Regions from separate parts of the Homo sapiens genome. Here region 1 is linked to region 2. The links are chromatin contacts, found by Hi-C or POLR2A ChIA-PET in ENCODE. All regions are on one chromosome and are shown on one strand. The core of a region is the stretch at or near the end of the contact, and the rest is flanking DNA. Distances in the headings are between cores, read along the strand shown. Region 1 overlaps DPF1 (double PHD fingers 1). Region 2 overlaps SIPA1L3 (signal induced proliferation associated 1 like 3).

The links. A loop is a pair of places that touch in the nucleus more often than their neighbours do. ChIA-PET counts read pairs that join two places held with the same protein, here RNA polymerase II (POLR2A). Pooled maps may share reads with other maps.
Region 1: POLR2A ChIA-PET joins it to region 2 with 11 read pairs in H1. The contact joins two enhancer-like sites. A Hi-C loop is called at or near these places in 3 of 50 pooled maps. POLR2A ChIA-PET finds 5 or more read pairs at or near these places in 3 of 52 experiments (H1, WTC11 and activated CD4-positive, alpha-beta memory T cell).

What each region holds. Positions count from the first base shown.
Region 1 is chr19:38,208,484-38,211,183 of GRCh38, forward strand. DPF1 (double PHD fingers 1) reads right to left here. Exons shown (of 12, transcript NM_001135155.3): 12 at 2,523-2,700. Among named protein-coding and RNA genes, the nearest start is that of DPF1, 14 kb to the right of the region's middle. RefSeq lists an enhancer at 1,130-2,113. Within about 2 kb of position 1,293, at least 15 of the 41 ENCODE cell types and tissues checked have a DNase peak (open chromatin) inside an H3K27ac peak, as active enhancers do.
Region 2 is chr19:38,092,094-38,094,965 of GRCh38, forward strand. The region is part of intron 4 of SIPA1L3 (signal induced proliferation associated 1 like 3); the gene reads left to right. Among named protein-coding and RNA genes, the nearest start is that of SNORD152, 70 kb to the right of the region's middle. Within about 2 kb of position 1,623, at least 3 of the 41 ENCODE cell types and tissues checked have a DNase peak (open chromatin) inside an H3K27ac peak, as active enhancers do.

The sequences.
Region 1 (2,700 bases), core at 43-2,542, 120 kb after region 2:
ACACACATGTCCTAAGAACCAGGGGCACCTGCCTTGCTAACTTCTTTTCCTTGGAATCCAAAGGACAGAAATCCAACACTCAGAATGTGAAATGTCCTTAAGTTCAAAAGAGTGAGATTCTGCCTCAGAGGTCATATACTGGAGGCCTGAAGGCCAGCCCCAGCCCAGAGGGTTGTGTTGGGTCTTAGAAATAGTGGCCAACTTTTAATCTGGACATTCAGCCAGGTGCAGTGGCTCATGCCTGTAATCCCAGCACTTTTTGAGAGGCTGAGGCAGGAGGATTGCTTGAGCCTAGGAATTCAAAACCAGCCTGGACAACATAGCAAGATCCTACCTCTAAAAAAACCTTTTTTTTTTTTTTTTTAACTTTTTTTCGAAACAGAAACTCTGTCACCCAGGCTGGAGTGCAGTGGTGCAATCTCAGCTCACTGCAACCTCCACGTCCTAGGTTCAAGTGATTCTCCTGCCTTAGCTTCCCGAGTAGCTGGAATTACGGGGACCCGGCTAATTTTTGTGTTTTTGTAGAGACGAGATTTCACCATGTTGGCCAGGCTGGTCTCGAACTCCTGACCTCAACTGATCTGCCCACCTCGGCCTCCCAAAGTGCTGCATTACAAGTGTGAGCCACCGCGCCCAGCTTAACTTTTTTTTTTAATGGATATTGCACATGAGGAAGGCCAGGTTTCCAGCTTGGTTGATCTGTCCTTTGCTGCAAGACTCACAAGGGGCCCCTGCCTCCTTTGGCCCTGGCCACATGGCTGCATTTGGGACACTCTTCCCCCTTCTGTCTGTAGAGGTGGGAGCAGACCCCTGCTGCCACTTGCCAAGTGAATGCTTTGGGGGTAGAAAGCAGCCCCTGATCGCCCCAGATCTGCATCTGGCCTGGTGAACATTTGCATTTTGGGAACCGGGATCAAACTGGTTTCTGAATCAGGAAATTCCTCCTGAAAATCCCGAAGTCCAGCCCCTTGAGGGAAGCCTAGCCTCCTGACGGGGCTGGCCAGGTGGGGTCTTTCTGCCTCCCTTACCCATGTACCTGTCGTGGAGTTTCACATCTCTGAGCTAAAACCCAGTGCTTCTCTGACTCAGACCCTGCCCCCTCCAAAAAATGTCTTTTTCCAAAAGGCGTGGGGCTGGCATCCGGAGGAGCAGGACCAGCCATTCCCACATCTCCTAAAAATTCTGGAGTTCTAGACACCCTCCCTGTCTCCGCCCTCCTCCTCCTCGAGGCCCCGTCCTCAACCCGCACTGCCCTCCCCCCGCCACCGGGCGAAGGGGGCGGGAAGCCTGGGAACAGGCTGTTCTCACATCCTCTCCTGGCGCCGGAGCCACGCCAGCTGCTTCCAGCACCCCACAACTCGCGCGCACGCCAGCCCCTGGTCGCGCCCAAACTGTGCTTTGAGGCCCGGCCCTTCCCTTCGTGTCCCAGTTTCCAGCTTCCTCTGCCCGTCTCGGACATCCCTGTCTCTCCTCCCCAATCTTTCTGGGTCCCTCATACCTCCGGCTCTCTCTGCAGATTGTTCTGCTGTTCCCCTAAAGTCTGTCTCCTTCTCTCCCCTGCCGCCCGCGTCTCTCCCCATCTCTGCCTGTTGTCCTGGGACTTTGCCTGCCCCTGATCCCAAGTCTCTCTCTCTCCACCCGCAATGTGGCTCCCTCTCACTCTTCCCTCTCCTGATAGATGTTACCTCCTTCTCTGCCTCCCCTCTTGGAGGACCTCTCCCTAAATCTGCTGCTGCTCTTCCCCAATCACCGTCCTCCTTCTCCTCCTCCCGTCTCTCCCAGCATGTCAGCTATTTTTTATTAGTTATTCCCTCTCTGCCGTTAAACCTCCTTCTCACCCCTGCTCCCTTCCTCTCTCCTGGTCCTTCCTCCTGTCTCTCTCCCTTCTGCACCCTCTTGCTCTTTTTTCTGATTCTCTCAATAACTGTGTGACTGTCCTCGTCTCTTTCTCTCTCCTGATCTGTGTCCTAGTTCCCTCACTCCTCACTCCCGCCCCCCACCCGTCGCCCACATCTCAGTCTCTCTCCCAGTGCCCGTGTCTAGATACCCTCCTGCCCTCCCTTAGCGCCTCTCTTTCCACCTTATCGCCACCGCTGATTTGCCCCACATCCAGGACACGGAGCCCCCTGGAGATGTCTGGGTCTGGGATGACACCTCCTGACACCCCCGTTCCCCACCCCAGCCTCAGGAGGGGCCAACCCACCGTCCTCTTCCCAGCCCTTCCCTTCCCCCGGCCCGGCTCCCGCCTCCCTCCCGGCTGCGCCCGCTGCAGCTGCAGCAGCCCGTTGCCAGGGCAACCACAGCTGGCTGGGCGGGAGCCCCTCCACCCCATCCCCCTTCTCCTCCTTTCTGGCAAAGCAGGGCGGAGCTGGGACAAAGCCGGGGAGAGGCAGGGTGCAGGCAGGGGAAGAAGGAGGTGGATGGAGGTAGGGGCTGGCTGGTCGCCTCACCCCCAACAAGGCCCGTCGACCCCCGGTCCTCCTTCTTGGTGATGCCCCAAACCAGACGGGAGAACGAGGCAGTCGTGGGCAGAGGGGTCAGGCCCAGTTTAATACACAGAACAAGTTAATTCACAGCAGAGGCAGGCAATAGAGGAGACTCGGTGACAAGTGAGGGGGCACTCCTGGATTAGGGGACATCCCCCCAAAACCCACCACCTCCCCCACCTGCAGTCTCAGTTTCCCTTTTTTAAAACCCGAA
Region 2 (2,872 bases), core at 373-2,872:
TAGGCAGGCATGGTGGCTCACACTTGTAATCCCAGCATTTTGGGGTAAGAGGTTAAGACGGAAGGATTGCTTGAAGCCTGGAGTTCAAGACCAGCCTAGGCACCATAGTGATACCCGTGTCTCTAAAAAATAAAAAATACCAGACTATAGCATTAGGAGAAATACCTAATGTAAATGACAAGTTAATGGGTGCAGCAAACCAACATGGCACATGTAATACCTATGGAACAAACCTGCACGTTGTGCACATGTACCCTAGAACTTAAAGTATAATATTAAAAAAAAAAAAACCCAGACTATGTCACACATACTGAGAGTCGTGAGACTTTAGTGCATGGATACTGGGTTATATAATTTTTTGCTGTGATTTCCTGTTCACTAAGTTTGAAACTGGCTTGATGCCATTCCCAGTGTGTACCTGCTCCCGTCCACTTCCCACCCCCAGCACCTACAAAACTAGCCGTGGGGGACTCTGATCCATCCCTGATGACAGCACGGGGACTCTTTGAGTCTCACAGCCACAGGCCTGGGATCCATCCATTCCACAGACATTTGCTCAGCGTTCCCCCGTCCCAGCTCTATGCTGGGCATGGAGGGTACCGTAGCAAACAAGGCAGCAAAGATGCTCGTGAGACTGGGTGTTTGAGGGGGAGACAAAAGGACGCAGAACACCTTAGCAAATTATGCTGTAGGTGCTTCCCATGGTGACAAGGTGGGGGACAAAGCAAGGAGGAATGATGAGTGTGGCAGGTGCTTAGATTTTTTTTTTTTTTTTTTTTTTCCCGAGACGGAGTCTAGCTTTGTTCCCCAGGCTGGAGGGCAGTGGCGTGATCTCTGCTCACCACAAGCTCCGCCTCCCAGGTTCACGCCATTCTCCTGCCTCAGCCTCCTGAGTAGCTGGGACTACAGGCTCCCACTACCACACCCTGCTAATTTTTTGTATTTTTAGTAGAGACGGGGTTTCACTGTGTTAGGCAGGATGGTCTCAATCTCCTGACCTGGTGATCTACCCGCCTCAGCCTCCCAAAGTGCCGGGATTACAGGCATGAGCCACCACACCTGGCCCAGGTGCTTAGATTTTTAACAGGAAGGTCAAGGGAGGCATCACTGGGAAGGTAACACTGGAGTAAACCTAGAGGAGGGGAGAGGGAGCCGTGTGGACAACTGGAAGAAGAGCATTCCAGGCAGAGCGAACAGCCAGTGCAGAGGTCCTGAGGCGGAGCCATGCTCCGTGGGTTGGAGACGTCCTGTGAGTCCTAGTTTGACCACTCAGCAGTTCTAGAACCTTGGGCACATGGCTCCTTTCCTCTCAGAGCCTCAGTTTCCCCCTTGGAAATTCTCAGCTTACAGAACTGTGTTGTGGGCTCGGTGAGGTTGCACATACCAAGCAGGCAGTGGGGGACCTGACACTTGACTGGAAGTGATTATGATCGGCACCACTGTTGCAGCCGATGTTCCTTCCCAGGAGGTCAGAGCCCCATGCTGGGAAGCATAGGTTGAGCTCACGGATGGGGTTCTGTCCTTCTCATATCCACACACACACATGCCTTGGGGTCCTGTAAACCAGGGCATAGGGGCCAGAGCGAGAGGTCTGGGCTGCCTTCCAAGCCAGCCAGCCTGCCCCAGATGGCCGTCCCCAGCCGCCAAGCAGACAGTCTCGAGTGGACCTGCATCTCCCAGCAGATGGGATATGAGCATTGGCAGTGCCAGGCTCCCCACCAAGGCAGGAACAGACTTGGAGCTGGGCTTTGGCACTGCTTGTCCAAACCCCAGAGAGCCTGGACAGGGTGAGCGCCAGGCCAGGGCTGCCCTGTCTCAGGTCCCTTTGGCACTGTCTCACCCAGGACACTGGGGACAGAGTGGGGATGGCAACCAGCCAGGAACTGTGTGGCACCCCCCCACAAGGCCCAGTGGTTCTCATTGGCCTAGAACACGTGATTTTTGACAGGCTTTAGTTCTGATAGGGTTAGAGATTTGGGTTTTTATTTTATTGGTTTTTCTTTTTTATTTAAAAAGTACCAAACGCTCATTATTAAGAACTTAGACAATACATAAGTATGCAAAGTAGAAAAAGGAAAGTTTCATTAGTGAAAAAAGCAAGTGTGACCCCGTTTTTGTTCAATAGGTACATCTGACTGTGTGTGTGTCTGTGTGTATTTGCTTATTTATTTTTGAGACAAGGTCTTACTCTGTCCCCTGGGCTGAAGTGCAATGGTGCAGTCATAGCTCACTGCAGCCTCGAATTCCCGGGCTCAAGCGATCCTCCTGCCTCAGCCTCCCAAGTAGCTGAGACCACAGGCATGCACCACCATGCCTGGCTAATAATTTTGTTTTATTTTTAGAGACAGAATCTCACTATGTTGCCCAGGCTGGTCTTGAACTCCTGAGCTCAGGTGACCCTCCTCCTTTGGCTTCCCAAAATGCCGAGATTACAGGCATGAGCCACTGCACCTGGCTGTGTGTATGTTTAAATGAACAATCTCCAAAGCATATTGTTAAGTAGGGGGAAAAGCAAAAAAATGTAGCTTCCTGCTTAAGGTTAAAAAATTTAAAACTCAGCTAGGTGCAGTGGCTCACACCTGTAATCCCAGCACTTTGGGAAGCTGAGGCGGGAAGATTGCTTGAGCCCAGGAATTTGAGACCAACCTGGACAACGTAGCGAGACCCCATCTCTATTAAAAATAAATTAATTGCCAGGCGTGGTAGCTCACGCCTGTAATCCCAGCACTTTTGGAGGCCTACGCAGGTGGATCACCTGAGGTCAGGGGTTCGAGACCAGCCTGGTCAACATGGCAAAACTCCATCTCTACTAAAAATACAAAAATTAGCTGGGCATGGTGGCACACACCTGTAATCCCAGCTACCTGTAATC